2 separate regions of the Homo sapiens genome follow, and region 1 is linked to region 2. The links are chromatin loops, found by intact Hi-C in ENCODE. Cell type or tissue: mammary epithelial cell. All regions are shown on one strand. Each heading gives the region's core, and the rest is flanking DNA. Links, peaks and the distances in the headings are about the cores only.

Region 1 (8,337 bases), core at 256-8,255, 230 kb after region 2:
AATTCCTGAGCACTCTCTACCCTGTATGTCCCTGCCACAATCAAGTGAGTCCCTTCTGCCTCTATAGACACTAAAACATCCCCATAGAATCCCAGAGGGCAAGAGTCAGAGAGCGGACATGCACACTGTCCAAGCATCTCTTTGCCTGACTTCTGAAGAACACGTGTGGACAGACTCCAATTAGTACAAACACAGAAAATCACAGCTGACACTACAGCCGTCTTCTGGCGTTATGAGAGTGAACTGAAGCAGAGATTCCAGGGCAGCATGCCACTTATTTGGAAGAGGAAGTTGTGCAAGTAAGTGCACTTTTCCATGGAGTTTGACATGGGGCAAAAAAGGGCAGACAGTTTCAGGGTACTCAGTGGAGGAAGTGGTTTATGTAGAAAAGTGGAAATCAAACAACTCCATGTTTCCACAGCTGAGATGTCAGAGAAGCCTAGGAAAAGGCAAATTCCCCAAAAGAGGTCACGTTTCAATTGTGTTTTAGTCCCAAGAAAATGACTTAAAATTGTTTCCACAGCTGAGATGTCAGAGAAGCCTAGGAAAAGGCAAATTCCCCAAAAGAGGTCACGTTTCAATTGTGTTTTAGTCCCAAGAAAATGACTTAAAATACTCATTGGATTAAAATATCTGGGTAGTGCCAGGCATGGTAGCTCATGCCTGTAATCTCAGCACTTTGGGAGGTTGAAGTGGGTGGATCACTTGAGTTCGGGAGTTTGAGACCAGCCTGGCTGATATATTGAAACCTTGTCTCTACTAAAAATACAAAAATTAGCCGGGCATGGTGGCGGGCGCCTGTAGTCCCAGCTACTTGGGAGGCTGAGGCAGAAGAATCGCTTGAACGCAGGAGGCGAGGTTTCAGTGAGCTGAGATCCCGCCACCACACTCCAGCCTGGGTGACAAAGCAAGAGTCCATCTCAAAAACAAACAAACAAACAAAGACTAATTTGACCACGGCCTCCTTTTGAGATCATTCTTTTGCCAGACTCCTCTGACATCTCAGGCTGACTGTCTTCAAACCTAGTCCACGAACACTCCTTGCTGGTGTCCTGTGCAAAGCCCCCCTGAAGAGTATCAGGGAACATTCTGAGACCCAGTCCCCACCCGTGTGCCCCTTTCACTATAGCTGCCTTGGAAACCTCCTGCATGTCTTCACTTGCTGCAGCAATTTCTCCCATCATTATCTTGATGGTGATGACATCTGAAAGCTCAGTCTAGATTTCATTTGAGGCACAGTCTCTGCGTGTTATAGGCACTTAAGATGTAATACATTTCAAACTGAGGCCCTCAACTTCCTCCCCAAATAAAAGTGACTTGTCCTCTAATCTCTAATCTCAGATAATGGCTCCACTAGTACCCAGTCATGAATCTGACACGGCCTCTCAAAACCACTGTCAAGCATAGCTGTGATCTCTACACGGAGCTCCACAATCGCCATTCACTTCCACACCAATACCCAGACAGTATTCCCACCCCACACTCACACTGCTCAGTGCCAGTTTAAATGTCAGTTCCTCAGATGATACAATAGTTGGCATTTAAAAAACCAAACCAAACGATAATGTTTCAATGTCCAAAACTGATGAACACATTTTGCTTAGTTCTTTCCTAAATGTGGAAGTGGATCTGATATATAATTATTTTCTCCCTCTGCTTCCCAACATGTTCTAATACATAATTTTTAGCGATACCAGTCATAATGGGGGTCCCACAAAAGAAGTTTTTGTAAGCTGAAATTAATTGACAGCTATTTAAGACTGTCACTGTGTCATGAGGAATTGTTGGACATGTTCAAATGAAAATGAGATAAGCTAAGAAGTATATTTTTAAAATGTTATTGATATGTTTGCTTTCATTAAAGCCAGGAAGGCAAATGTATTAAAACTTTCCTTTGGTATAAACTATTTAAAGTTAAAATGATGTGAGTTTTTTTTTCATTTTTAAAATAGATCAGTTTTATTCTGCTAGTTCCATAAAAACAATGTAAACACAAGCGTTCTGTACATCTTGCTGGTGAATTCACATAATGCTTAGTTCCCTGATCCTTTGACCTCCTCGTCTTCTCCAGTTATTTTCTGTCTGGACCACTGGCCTCAGGAGTGGAGTGGGGTTGGGGCTTAGGAGAGAGCAATGTGGCTTTTTGGTATGACTTGTTTTATTGCTTGCCCTCTCAGCACACTCCTGTTTCTCCTAACACAAAGTCTGAGATTTAAGCCCTTAAACCTGTAGGTTTCACCGTCAGCTTTTTCTTTTTCTTTCTTTTTTCTTTTTTTTTTTGCATAGGCATTACTAGGGACGTGAATGGGAGACTGGTATAGAAAGTGGTGAGGAGCCGAAGCCAAGAAATTGCTTTAAACACAAGATGAAAATGCTCTGTTCTGTCCACACAAAGAATCACCTAATACTGGTGTGAGGCACCTCACTTAGCTGTGGAGAAGTCCCTGGAATTAGATCTCAGAAAGACAGTTCCAGCTTTAAGACAGTAAAACCTTTTGGCAATGGGCTAATTGCCTTAAAGGAAAGAAGGGTTCTACTTGAAAGAACTTGCAGGTGGAGAAATTGTCCTACAAAGATTCTTGGAAATGTTAATGGAGATAACTGACATAGGTAGCTGTGGGCCAACCAGGAGCTGTCAACAGCCTGATCTCAGCAAAACCAGGACGGCCAGTTAATAGTTCCTTCAGTTCTCTGATGGTCACAAATGTAATTTTATTTCATTTCGCCTTGTGGAGGTTCTGCAACAAATGTAATTTTAAAGGAATTGGGAGCCAGAAAGATAAATGCAACTCCTTCAACTATGTGACAGGGCAGACTGGTGAATCTGGGTTCCCAGAGTGTGGAGCAAGTGCCCTGCATCAGAGGACGGCCCAGGGGAAACGTGCATGATGCCGAACCCCACAGGACAGAATTACTTCAATCGCCTGGTCCTGACTACTACAAGGAGGAAGTCTCAGTGTCTCAGTTTGCATCTACGCTCAGATTTCTTTTTCTTTTGGAGACAGAGTCTCCCTCTGTCGCTCAGGCTGGAGTGCAGTGGTGTGATCTTGGCTCACTGCTACCTCCACCTCCTGGGTTCAAGCAATTGTGCCTCAGCCTCCCCTGTAGCTGGGACTACAGGCGTGCGCCACCACGCCCGGCTTATTTTTGAATTTATAGTAGAGACGGGGTTTCATCATGTTGGCCAGGAATGATGCGAGTTTTAATACACTCACTTTACAGTTTCTTATGTTTTTAAACTACTTTCACGTTGTAGCAAAAACGAACCTTAAAGGCTTCACAGAGGCCGGTCCACGGGAGGGGAGCGCCGGTCTCCCGGTCCCGCCGGGCTCACAGGGACGGAGCGGCCTGGGATTCCGCCCACCCCCTTCCCGCCGTCAGCGATTCCTCCTCCTCGGAGGGTCTGGGGACTTCTCCCAGAAGCCGCCACCTCGCGCCAGGACACCGGGAGTTCCGCCGCTCCCTGCGAGAGGGAACTGGCCAGAGGCCCTGCGGGGCACCGCGCGCGAGTGAGGCAGAAACCCAGGCACCATGCAGAAAGCCCCGAAAAATGTCCCTGGAGAAGCCGGGGAACAGCTCCCTCCACAGCCGTCAGGGCCCGCACAGGCTGTTTCCTCACGGAGGACTCGGCCCCAGGTTGTCACGAAGCCGCGACCGCGCCTCCCCGGGGTCCTCAAGGAACGCAGCGCTCTGCCTCACTGCAGACAAGGCAGTCCGCAGGCGGAACACGCATGCGCGCCGGCAAGTCAGCCAGGGCGGGTTCGCGCGCCCTCTTGCGGCCCTCTAGGTGCAGTGCAGGGAGCTTTGCGTTTTAGGGACTTGGGCTCCCTCCGGCCATCCTCTATTGCTTTTTGGTATTTTCAGTAGAGACGCGGTTTCGCCATGTTGGCCAGGCTGGTTTGGAAGTCCTGACCTCAGGTGATCCACCCGCCTCGGCCTCCCAAAGTGCTGGAATTACAGGCGTGAGCCACTATGCCTGGCCCTGGCCATCCTCTTTAACTACTGAACTTCAGATTATTCAAAGCCGTTACACTCCACCCAACAGCTTCAGAATATCCTCTAGTATTCTCTAACACGCATGGAACAGTCTCCAGATTAGACCACAAATTAGGTCACAAAGCTAGTCTCAATCAATTTTAAAAGACTGAAGTAATACAATATTTTCTATAACCACAATATAAGGAAACATTAACAGAAGGAAAACTGGAACATTCACAAATACGTGAGAATTAAACAACACACTCTTAAACAACCAATGGTCAAAGAAAAAATAACATGGGAAATTGGAAAATACGATGAGACAAATGAAAATGAAGCACAACATACCAAAACTATGACAATCAGTGAAAGCAGTTTCAAAGGGAAAATTTTACGAGTAAACATTTACCTTTAAAAAACAAAGATATCAGATAAATAACCTAACTTTACACCTTAAGGAGCTGGATAAAGAAGAGAAAACAAAACCCAAAGTTAGGAGAAGGAAGATGCTATAGTTTAAATGTGTCCTCCAATGTCCATGTGTTGGAAACTTAATCTCCAATGTAACAGGGGTAAGAGGTAAGACTTTTAAGAGGTGATTAGGCCATGAGGACTCTGTCCTCATGAGTGGATTAATGCCATTATTAAGGGAGTGTGTTCCTTTCAAAAGGACAAGTTCAGCACTCTCTTGCTCTCTCTTCCCTTTTCTTGGCCCTTCTGCTTTCTCCCATGGGATAACATAGCAAGAAGGCCCTCACAAGATGCTGGCACCTTGATCTTGGACTTCCCAGCCTCCAGAACTGTAAGAAAATAAATTTCTGATTTTTGAAAAATAAATTATGTGGCCTGTGGTATTTTGTTGTAGAAGCACAAATGGACTAAGACAGAAGGAAATAATAAAGATTAGAGCATAGTTAAACAAAATAGAGGATAGAAAAATAGGGAAAAAATCAACAAAACCCAAAGTTGGTCCTTTGAAAAGGTCAAGAAAATTGACAAAACTTCAGGTAGAGTAAGAAGAGAAAGATTATTAAAACACTGTTATTTTATTATTTTTCCTAATTATTTAACAATATTTAACAGTAATATAATAAAATTATTGCAATATGAAAATTTATATAAAACTAAAACATTAAATCAGAAATAAAAGTGGGGACGTGACTATTGATTTTGAAGAAATACACAGAATTATAAGAGAATATTAAATCAATTGTATCCCAACAAAGTAGGTAATCTAGATGAAATGGATACATTTTGAGACAGAGTCTCACACTGTCATCAGGCTGGAGTGCAGTGGCACGATCTTGGCTCACTGCAACCTCTGCCTCTGCCTCCCGGGTTCAAGCGTTTCTCCTGCCTCAGCCTCCTGAGTAGTTGGGACAACAGGCGTGCACCACCACTCCCAGCTAATTTTTGTATTTCTAGTAGAGACGGGGTTTCACCATGTTGGCCAGGATGGTCTCAATCTCTTGACCTCATGATCCACCCTCCTCGGCCTCCCAAGGATAAATTCTTAGAAGCACTCAGACTTCCAAAACAGATTGAAGAAGAAATGGAGAATCTAAGGATATCTTTTTTTTTTTTTTTTTTTTGAGACAGAGTCTCACTCTGTCACCCAGGCTTGAGTGCAGTGGCACGATCTTGGCTCACTGCAATCTTGGCCTCTCAGGTTCAAGCAATTCTCCTGCCTCAGCCTCCTGAGTAGCTGAAATTACAGGTGTGTGCCACCACACCTGGCTAATTTTTGTATTTTTAGTAGAGATGGGGTTTCACCATGTTGGTCAGACTGGTCTTGAACTCCTGACCTCGTGATCCGCCCGCCTCGGCCTCCCAAAGTCGTGGGATTACAGGCGTGAGCCACTGCGCCCGGCCAGGATATCTTTTTAAATAAATAGAATGAATCAGAAACCTTTTAACAACAAAAAGGGCCAGGGCCAAATGGCTTCACTGGCAATTTCTACAAAACATTTGCAGAAGAATTAACACCAATCCATCTCAAACTCTAACCATCTGTCCTACACCCCAAAATAGAAGATAACCGATCCTAACCCTTTCTATGAGGACAGCATTACCCTAGTATTTGTGAAAAAGACTTCATAAGAAGAGAAAACCAATACAATGTTTTCTCAGTACAAACCAATATCTTTTATGCATACAGATAGAAAAAATCATCAAAATACTACCAAATTGAATTCAGCAGTATATTAAAAGAATTACACACTATGATTAGTTCAATTTATTCCAGATACACAAATTGATTCCACATACAAAATCAATTACTGCTGTATCCCACATTAATAGAATGAGGGGAAAAATCTCACAAGATTATTGCAATTCATACAAAACAAATATTTGACAAAATTCAATACCCTGTCATGATAAAAACAACACTCAATAAATTAGGATTAGAAGGGAGCTGCCTCAGCCTGAAAAACCCATAGCTAACATCACCCTCAGTGGTGAGTGCGTGTGATGAAATCTTTCTTCCTAAGATCATGGATGTCCTGTCTTCTCACCACTTCTATTCAACATCGTAAGGAAAGTTCTGGCTACAGCTTACACAGTAAATAGAAATAATAGGCATCCACATTGGAAAAAGAGTAAAACTATTTCTTTCACAGATGACATCTAGTATATTGAAAATTTTAAAGAATATAGACACATGTGCACACACACACAATTAGTGAGCATCAGTGAATTCCACAAAGCTTCAGGATACAAGATCAACAAACAATTGGTTTTATTTCTATACACTAACAACGAACAATCTGTAACGAAATTAAGAAAAAAATTTCATTTACAATATCAATAGTAAAAATACTGGGGAATCTGGACATGGTGGATCATGCCTGTAATCCCAGCACTCTGGGAGGCCCAGGTGGGAGGATTACTTGAACTCAGAGTTCGAGAACAGCCTGGGCCACATAGCGAAACCCCTGTCTCTACAAAAAATACAAAAATTTAGCCAGGTGTGGTGGTGTGTGCCTGTAGTCCCAGCTACAAAGGAGGCTGAGGTGGGAGGATGCCTTGAGCCTGGGAGACAGAGGTTACAGTGAGCCAAGATGGCACCACTGCACTCCACCCTGGGCAACAAAGCCAGGTCCTGTCTCAAAAACAAACAAACAAACAAACAAACAAACAAACAAAGAAACAAACAAAACCAAAAACACTTGGGAATGAATTTAACCAAGGAGTTGCAAGAGTTGTACACTAAAAACTGCAAAACTTTGTTCAGAGGAATTAAAGAAGGTCTAAAATGGAAAGACATTCTATGTAAATTTTAAGACTTAATATTATTAAAATGGCAATACTACTCAAAATGACCTACAGATGCAATGCAACCCTATCAATACCTCAATGGCCTGTTTTTGCAGAAAGGGAAAAGCTGATTCTAAAATTCATATGGGTGTTAGGTGTGGTGGCTCATGCCTGGAATCTTAACACTTTGGGTGGCTGAGGCAGGAGGATCATTTGAGGCCAGAGGATCATTTAAGGCTAGAAATTTGAGACCAGCCTGGGCAACGTAGCAAGACCTTGTCTCCACAAAAAATTAAAAAAAAATTAGCGGGGCTTGGTGGTGCATGCCTGTAGTCTCAACTACTCAGGAGGCTGAGTCTGGAGGAACGCTTGAGCCCAAGAAGTTAAAGCTACAATGAACTATGATTGCATCATTGCACTCCAGCCTGGGAAATAGAATGAAAGCCTGTCCAAAATAAGATAAATAAAATAAAATTCATGTGGAAAAGTAGGAGGTCCCAAATAGCCAAACAATATTGAAAAAGAACAAAATTCAAGGACCCATGTGTCTTGATTTCAAACATTGCTACAAAATTACAATAATCAAAACAATACAAACTTTTCATCAGGGAAATGCAAATCAAAACCACATCATCTCAGCACAGTTAAAATGGCTTTGTATCAAAAAGACAAAAAAAAATGAATGCTGGCAAGGATATGGAGAAAGGGCAACCTTTGTACAGTGCTGGTGGAAATGTAAATTAGTATAGCTGCTATGGAACAGAGTATGAAGGTTCCTCAAAAAACTAAAAATAGAACTACCATATGATCCAGCAATCCCACTGCTGGGTATATATCCAAAAGAAAGGAAATCAATATATTGAAGAGATACCCGCACTCCCATGTTTACTGCAGCCTTGTGAAATACTGCAGTGTTGTGAAATACTGCAGTGTTGTGAAATACTGGTTATTTCACAATAGACAAAATTGGGAATCAACCTATGTGTTCGTCAGTGGCTGAATGGATAAACAAGATGTGACATATGAATATACAACAGAATAGTATTTATCCATACAAAAGAAATGCAATCCTGACATTTGCAGCAACCCTGAATGGAACTA
Region 2 (8,337 bases), core at 182-8,181:
GCCTCCCAGGTTCAAGCAATTCTCCTGCCTCAGCATCTCGAGTCACTGGGACTAGCGGGGTACACCACTATACCCAGCTAATTTTTGTATTTTTAGTAGAGACGTAGTTGCATTCACCATGTTGGCCAGGCTCATCTCGAACTCCTGACCTCAAGTGTTCCACCCGCCTCAGCCTTCCAAAGTGCTGGGATTACAGGTGTGAGCTACCGCACTCCGCCTGAGGTCTCTTTTTAAATATGATTAGGGATTGATTAGATAATTTTTTTTTTTTTGAGACTGAATTTCATTCTTGTTGCCCAGGCTGGAGTGCAGTGGCACAATCTCGGCTCACTGCTACCTCCACCTCCTAGGTTTAAGCGATTCTCCTGCCTCAGCCTCCCGAGTAGCTGGAATTACAAGCACCCACCACCATGCCCAGCTAATTTTTGTATTTTTAGTAGAGACGGGATTTTGCCGTGTTGTCCAGGCTGGTCTTGAACTCCTCACCTCGTAATCTGCCCGCCTTGGCCTCCCAAAATGCTGGGATTACAGGTGTGAGCCACTGGGCCCAGCCTAGAGAACTTTTAAGTATTTTCCTCAGGTAGGGTGCATGGGTGATACTGGGTACATAAGTGCTTGAATCATCTGCTTTTGCCCCAAAAGATGAATGACATTTTGTCTGGGGACAGAATTTTTTTTGAGACATGGTCTCACTTTGTCACCTAGGCTGTTGTTCAGCAGCTTGATCATGGCTCGTTGCAGCCTTGAATTCTTTGGCTCAAGGGATCCTCCCACCTCAGCAGCCCCTGTAGCTGGGACCACCACGCTCAGCTATTTTTTCATTTTATTTGTTTATTTCTGTAGAGACAGGGATCTTATTATTTTGCTCGGGCTGGTCTCGAACTCTTGGGCTAGAGTGATTCTCCTGCCTCAGCCTCCCAAAGCACTGGGATTATAGGTTTGAGCCTTTTTTTTTTTTTCTCCAGAGTCTCGTTTTTGCAGTGGTGCGATCTCAGCTCACTACAGCCTCCGCCAGCTTGGTTCAAGTGATTCTCATGCCTCAGCCTCTCAAGTAGCTGGGACCACAGGCATGCACCACCATGCCCGGCTAATTTTTATATTTTTTCTAGAGACAGGGTTTCACCATGTTGGCCAGGCTGGTCTCGAACTCCTGGGCTCAAGCAGTCTGCCCACCTCAGCCTCCCAAAGTGCTGGGATTACAGGCATGAGTCACTGTGCTGGCTGGAAATGAGTTGTTTGTTTGTTTGTTTGTTTGTTTTTATTTTTATTTTTGGGACTGACTTTCGCTCTGTTGCCCAGGCTGGAGTACAGTGGCGCGATCTTGGCTCGCCACAACTTCCGCCTCTTGGGTTCAAGCGATTCTCCTTTCTCAGTCTCCCCAGTAGCTGGGACTACAGGCATGCGCCACCACACCCGGCTAATTTTTGTATTTTTAGTAGAGATGGGGTTTCACTATGTTGGCCAGGCTGGTTTCGAACTCCTGACCTTGTGATCCTCCCACCTTGGCCTCCCAAAGTGCTGGGATTACAGGTGTGAGCCACCATGCCTGGCTGGAAGGAGAATTCTAATGCTAGTTTTGTTTTCCTTTTATACAACAGCCTCTTCCTTCAATGTGAAAACTTGTGCACCTCTCTCTTTTCCCGTGGAATTTAGGACTTTTGCCAGGATGTGTGTATAGGTATATATATTTTTATTACTCCTGTCTAGGTGGCCTGATAAAGAAGAAAGATAAAACAAAATTACATTTATATGTTATAAATGAAAAAATATATAACTAGAGAAACAGAATAAACTCAAAACACTTATCACAGGATCTTATATGCTTTCTTGGGTCCTTTGGAAAATATTTTCATCATCTGTATTATACCCTCTTAGTAACATACATTGAGTTTGGGTAGGTTTTGATAAGACTTGCTAAATCATAACATCTATTTTTTTTTTTTTTCTGAAACAGGGTCTAACTCTGTCACCCAGGCTAGAGTGCAGTGGCATGATCACAGCTCACTGCAGCCTTGAACTCCTGGGCTCAAGGCATCCTCCCACCTCAGTCTTCCAAAGTGCCAGAAGCCACCACTCCTGATTTATAACTTTTATTCAATATATGCTGTTTTCTGAACTAAAATGTCATATGTAGACAATGAAAAACCCATTCTGTAGCCATTCTAACTGAGCAAATTTCCCTACCATATATGACATTAAATTCTTCCTGAATTTAATTAGCCAGGCATGGTGGCGGGCGCCTGTAATCCCAGCTACTCGAGAGGCTGAGGCAGGAGAACTGTTTGAACCCGGGAGGTGGACACTGCAGTGAGACAAGATCGCACCACTGCACTCCAGCCTGGGCAAAAACAGTGGAACTTCATCTCAAAAAAATAAATAAATTCTTCCTGAATTCAAATTCATAAAGACAGAAAGTAGAATAGAGATTGCCAGGGGCTGAGGGAGGAGGGAGTGGGGAGTTACTGTTTTTTGTTTTGTTTTGTTTTGTTTTTTGAGACGAAGTTTCACTCTTGTCGCCCAGGCTGGAGTGCAATGATACGATCTCAGCTCACTGCAACCTTTGCCTCCTGGGTTCAAGCGATTCTCCTGCCTCAGCTTCCCAAGTAGCTGGGATTACAGGCGTGAGCCACCACACCAGGCTAATTTTGTATTTTTAATAGAGACAGGGTTTCTCCATGTTTGTCAGGCTGGTGTGGAACTCCCGACCTCAGGTGATCCGCCCACCTTGGCCTCCCAAAGTGTTGGGATTACAGGCGTGAGCCACTGCACCTGGCCCGAGTTATTGTTAATGTGTTTCTGTTTGGGGTGATGAAAAAGTTCTGGAAAGAGTGGTGATGGCTGCACATTGTGAATATATTTACTGCCACTGAATTGTGCACTTATATAGTTAAAATTTTATGTTATACAGCATATATTTTACCACACAAAAAAAGAATTCTTCCTGGACTTTAAAGCACAAGCAGAATGAATAAAGAAAGAATGCCTCATCATTTGCACATTGTGGATGGACAATACGGCAGCAGAGTCCCAATATCGACGCCCACTCATGAAAATCAAAAGTGGTCGTTTTTGTACCTAGAGTAGTCAAATCAGTAGACAAAAAGTAGGATGGTGGTTACTACGGGCTGGGCGTAGGGGGATTAGGGAGTTTTTTGTTTTGGTTTGGTTTTTTTGAGACCGAGTCTTGCTCTCTAGGCCAGGCTGGAGTGCAGTGGCCCAGTCTCGGCTCACTGCAACCTCTGCCTCCCAGGTTCAAGCAATTCTCATGCCTCAGCCTCCTGAGTAGCTGGCATTTCAGGTTCCTGCCACCATGCCCAGCTAATTTTTTTGTGTTTTTAGGAGAGACGGGGTTTCACCATGTTGGCCAGGCTCATCTTGACTTCCTGACCTCAGGTGATCCACCCGCCTTGACCTTCCAAAGTGCTGAGATTACAGATGTGAGCCACTGCGCCCAGCCAGAAGTTCTTTAATGGGTATAGAGTTAGGGAAGAAGAAAAAAATTCTGGAGAGGGATGGTGGTGATGGGAGCACAACAGTGTGAACATACCTAATGCCACTGAACTGTACACTTAAAAAGAGTTAAAACGGTAACTTTCGTGGGTTTTTTTTGTTTTTTGTTTTTTGTTTTTGTTTTTTTTGAGAGATGGAGTCTTGTTCTGTCACACAGGCTGGGGTGCAATGGCATGATCTCGGCTCGCTGCAACCTCCACCTCCCAGGTTCAAGCAGTTCTCCTGCCTCAGATTCCCAAGTAGCTGAGACTATAGGAGTGCACCACCACACCCAGCTAATTTTTGTATTTTTTAGTAGAGATGGGGTTTCACTGTATGGTGGCCAGGCTGGTCTCGAACTCCTGACCTCAGGTGATCTGCCCACCTCAGCCTCCCAAAGTTTTGGGATTACAGGTGTGAGACACCGTGCCCAAACTTTTGTGTATGTATGTGTTTTTCACAATTTAAAAAATAAAAAATTTTTTTTGAGACAGGGCCTCACTGGTGCCCAGGCTGGAGTGCAGTGGCAAGATTTCAGCTCACTGCAGCCTCGACCTCCCCAGCTCAGGGGATCCTCCCACCCCAGCCCCCCAAGTAGCTGGGACCACAGATGCAGGCTACCACGACTCATTAATTTTTTTTGTAAATATGGAATTTTGCCATGTTGCCCAGGCTGGTCTCGAGCTCCTGGGCTCAATTGATCCACCCACCTTGGCCTCCCAAAGCGCTAGGATTACAGACATAAGCCACTGCACCCAGCTGAATTTTTGTTTTTGAGTCGGAGTCTCGCTCTGTTGCCCAGGCTGGAGTGCAATGGTGCGATCTCAGCTCACTGCAACCTGTTCCTCCTGGGTTCAAGCGATTCTCCTGCCTCAGCCCCCCGAGTAGCTGGGATTACAGGCATACACCACCACACTCAGCTAATTTTGTATTTTTAGTAAAGACAGGGTTTCTCCATGTTGGTCAGGTTGGTCTGGAACTCCCGACCTCAGGTGATCCTCCTGCCTCGGCCTCCCAAAGTGCTGGGATTACAGGTGTGAGCCACCACACCCAGCCTGAAAAAAATGTTCAAGTGGGCATTTTTGGCTCCATCTTAGGCCCCTAAAACCAACATGATGAAGTCTCTGGTGACTCAGGATAAGGAGAAACAGATCTAGTATGTGATGTGTTCACAGAAGGAGAACAGATGCAACACTCAACTCCAAAGGGGAAAAAAATCCTGGTAAATCTGTATAGGATTTTAAGGGAATCTGAAAATGGTATGGCGTGTTTGATTTGCTTTTCTCTAAAGCACTGCTCTGTAAGTTCCTATGGGGGGGGCGGGCAGAGCTGCTAGAAATACAGAAGCATAAGAGAGTAAATAATGGTACCTTCATATGCAAATGTGCTTTTCAGATTGGATCTGTCTGTGCTTGTTTTGAGCTATACCCGGTAAGGCTCCCTCCAGAAACAGAATTCTTGTTTAGCTCCTGGGAGTGTGCAGAATCCACAACAGCCACTAGGGGGCAGGAGGCATGTGTCATATATACCGGGCAGTGAGAAAGAGTTAATGCAATTAACTAAGGGGCACTATTTTGTACCCTCAGGCTTGAGAGGCCGCCAAGCTACTCCAGCCTCATACAAGTGGGGAAAGACTTTGACGGAGTTTAGGGTGGACTGGCAGGCTCTCAACCATAGCAGGAGCACTCAAATTTCTCAGCTTATGTGGCAGGCCTCATTTCTTTCCCTGATGGTACTATTTATCTCAATATTTATATCCCTCTTATCAGCATGCTTGTGGTAAATGTTATTTTTCTCAGCATTTTCAGGGGCACCACTAACCTTTGTGCCAAGAAGAAAACGAAGCCTCTCCTGGACAGACACAACCTATTAGGCCCAGAACTTGGAAAGCTGCCTGATGCTGTTAAAAGTTATTCAATAATACTTGTTAAAGGACAGTAAGCAAGACTTTATCTGGGACCATCAAGATGGGTATAGGAACCACTGTAATGGGATTTTGCTATAGGGGAGAGAGATTGGACTCAACTCTAAATACAGCATGGGCAAGGGGGAATTTACAGCCAAGAAGCAGGGTGGAGGTCAGTGGATGGAAAATTACTAAGAGGAGTAAGGGGGATTCTGGCCAAACCCACCTAACAGGACTCTTGCTGAAGACAGGCCAAGGTGACCCAACATCAGCTGGAGGATGATGGGGGATGAGAAACCTAATCAGATATTGAAGATGATCAGATATCAAGATACAGGGTTCTGGCTAAAATCACTTAGAAGAGTTCTTTTGCTAAAACTGGATTTATAAGGAAGTGCACAGATGGGCCTCTGGAGAAGGTTCAGAAGCCTGACTGAAGTTTGTCCAAGCAAAGAATCTTTGTCAATGCCTCTGAGTGAATTAGAAAACAAAAATCCCTTCTTCCTGTGCAGCCCTATGTGGTAGTCCTGAGTGTTTACTAAGCACCAGGCACTGTGCTGAGATGAACTTTGCAAACTTTGTCTAACAGCCTTCACAAAAAGGCAAGCACTTTTATTGTCCACATTTTTCTGCTGAGAAAATTGAGGGTGAGTGTAAGTAACTCACTCAGGGTCACACAGCTAGCAAGTGGTAGAGCTCAAAACAAAAGGATGGATAATGACCTCAGATGTCCTGAACTTCTTCCCACATCCACTGAACTCACCAGAGTCTCCCCCCACCACCTCCCAAACTACATCCTCAGGGCAGCAAGAGTGATTTTAACTCTTTATTGCTATACTCATGTATATCACGTACATGTAGAATTCAAATAATAAGAAGAATGTCCAACTATGACAAGAAATGGAGCTTTATCAATTTCTCTGATGTGCCCCATCATCCCCTCACCGCTCCTCAAGAGGTAACCACCCTTCTGACTTTTGTGCTCATCTTTATCACATATAAGTACATATATCTAAATAACATTTAGTCTCATCTGGTTTCTTGGGGGGTTTTTTGAGACAGGGTTTCACTCTGTCACCCAGGCTGGAGTGCAGTGGTGCGATCTTGCCTCACTGCAACCTCCGCCTCCTGGATTCAAGTGATTCTCCTGCCTCAGCCTCCCGAGAGCCTGGGATTACAGGCATGTGCCACCATGCCTGGCTACTTTTATTTAATTTAATTTATTTATTTATTTATTTATTTATTTATTTATTTATTGAGACGGAGTCTCACTCTGTCTCCCAAGCTGGAGTACAGTGGTGTGATCTCTGCCCACTGCAACCTCCGCCTCCCGTGTTCAAGCAATTCTCCTGCCACAACCTCCTGACTAGCTGGGACTACAGGCTCATGCCACCACGCCCAGCTAATTTTTTTATTTTTGGTAGGGATAGGGTTTCACCAGGTTGGCCAGGCTGGTCTTGAACTGACCAATCTCCTGACCTCAGGTGACTGGTCTGCCTCGGCCTCCCAAAGTGCTGGGATTACAGGTGTGAACCACCACGCCCTGCCGTCTCATCTGTTTTTGAACTCATTATAATAAGCTAACAAATAATGCATGCATTCTTCTGAGACTTTTCTTTTGTGATTCATGCATATTGATGTGTATCCTAGAGTTGATATGTATTCATTGTTGCACAGGATGAACCTTCTACAATTGTCCATTTTTCTGTTGATAGAATATATGTTTACAGTTATTGCTATTCTGAATAATGCCGATATAAACATTCTTGTTCATCTCTCCTGGCACACATGCGCAAGAGATTCTCTAGGGTATGAGGTGTTTAAAAATCTTTTCAGCCAGGCACAGTGGTTCGCGCCTGTAATCTCAACACTTTGGGAGGCCGAGACAGGAGGATCACTTAAGTCCAGGAATTCAACACCAGCCTAGGCAACATAGTGAGACTTCTGTTGCAACAAAAAAAAAATAATAAATTAGCTGGGTGTGGTGGTGCATGCCTGTTGGTCCCAGCTATTTGGGAAGCAGAGGAGGGAGGATCACTTGAGCCTGGGAAGGCAAGGCTGCAGTGAGCTATGATCATGCCAGTGCACTCCAGCCTGGGCGACAGAGCAAGACCCTGCTTCAAAAAATAAATAGTAGAAAACATTTAAAAATAAAAATACTTTCAGGCAATTTGATTATGAACATGTGACAAAGTTTCACTATAGTCTTGCTACAAGAACAAAGGCCTCTGACAGACTAAGTCAAAGATTTCTCTCTTGGTAGAAACAATGGGGGAAAATGACTACATAATCACTGTTTAGACTGTATACAAAAGAAATGCCTAATTAAAGATCTTTAGACTCTTGACTGACAGCTGATAATCATCTTCATGAGTGGGTATCTAGCTTCTCAGGAGAGGTCTTAATTCGATTAGAAACTATCAAAAAATTGCTTCAGGCCAGGCGCAGTTGTTCACACCTGTAATCCTAGCACTTTGGGAGGCCAAGGCGGGCGGATCACGAGGTCAGGAGTTTGATACCAGCCTGACCAACACGGTGAAACCCTGTCTCTGCTAAAAATACAAAAATTAGCTGTGCGTGGTGGTGCGCACCTGTAGTCCCAGCTAGGATAATCGCTTAAACCCGGGAGGCAGAGGTTGCAGTAAGCTGAGATGGCACCACTGCACTCCAGCCTAGGCAACAGAGTGAGACTCCATCTCAAAAAAAAAAAAAAAATTGCTTAAATTTTTTGTTGTGGGGCAGGGTGGGAGACAGAATCTCCTTCTGTCACCCAGGTTGGAGAGCAGTGGTATGATCATAGCTCACTGTAGCCTTGACTCCTGGGCTCAAGGATCCGCCTGCCTCAGCCACCAAATAGTTAAGACTACAGGTGCATGCCACCACATGAAGTAATTTTTTTTAAGTTTTGTGGAGATGGAGGGTCTTGCTATGTTGTCCAGACT

The links. A loop is a pair of places that touch in the nucleus more often than their neighbours do. Peaks named below come from ENCODE experiments on the same cell type or tissue, not always from the same donor. Only the 100,000 strongest peaks of a DNase experiment are listed, where the experiment ranks them.
Region 1: a loop joins it to region 2, with 3 times the contacts of the local background. A loop is called at or near these places in 8 of 110 quality-filtered maps.

What each region holds. Positions count from the first base shown.
Region 1 is chr17:16,585,746-16,594,082 of GRCh38, forward strand. No RefSeq gene overlaps it. Among named protein-coding and RNA genes, the nearest start is that of ZNF287, 21 kb to the left of the region's middle. RefSeq lists an enhancer at 3,395-3,464. In mammary epithelial cell, for the core only: a CTCF peak has its summit at 3,779 (motif pointing left); a DNase peak (open chromatin) is centred at 3,736; H3K4me3 peaks cover 519 bases.
Region 2 is chr17:16,358,965-16,367,301 of GRCh38, forward strand. No RefSeq gene overlaps it. Among named protein-coding and RNA genes, the nearest start is that of CENPV, 9.7 kb to the left of the region's middle. RefSeq lists a silencer at 4,964-5,083. In mammary epithelial cell, for the core only: a CTCF peak has its summit at 4,997 (motif pointing right); a DNase peak (open chromatin) is centred at 4,997.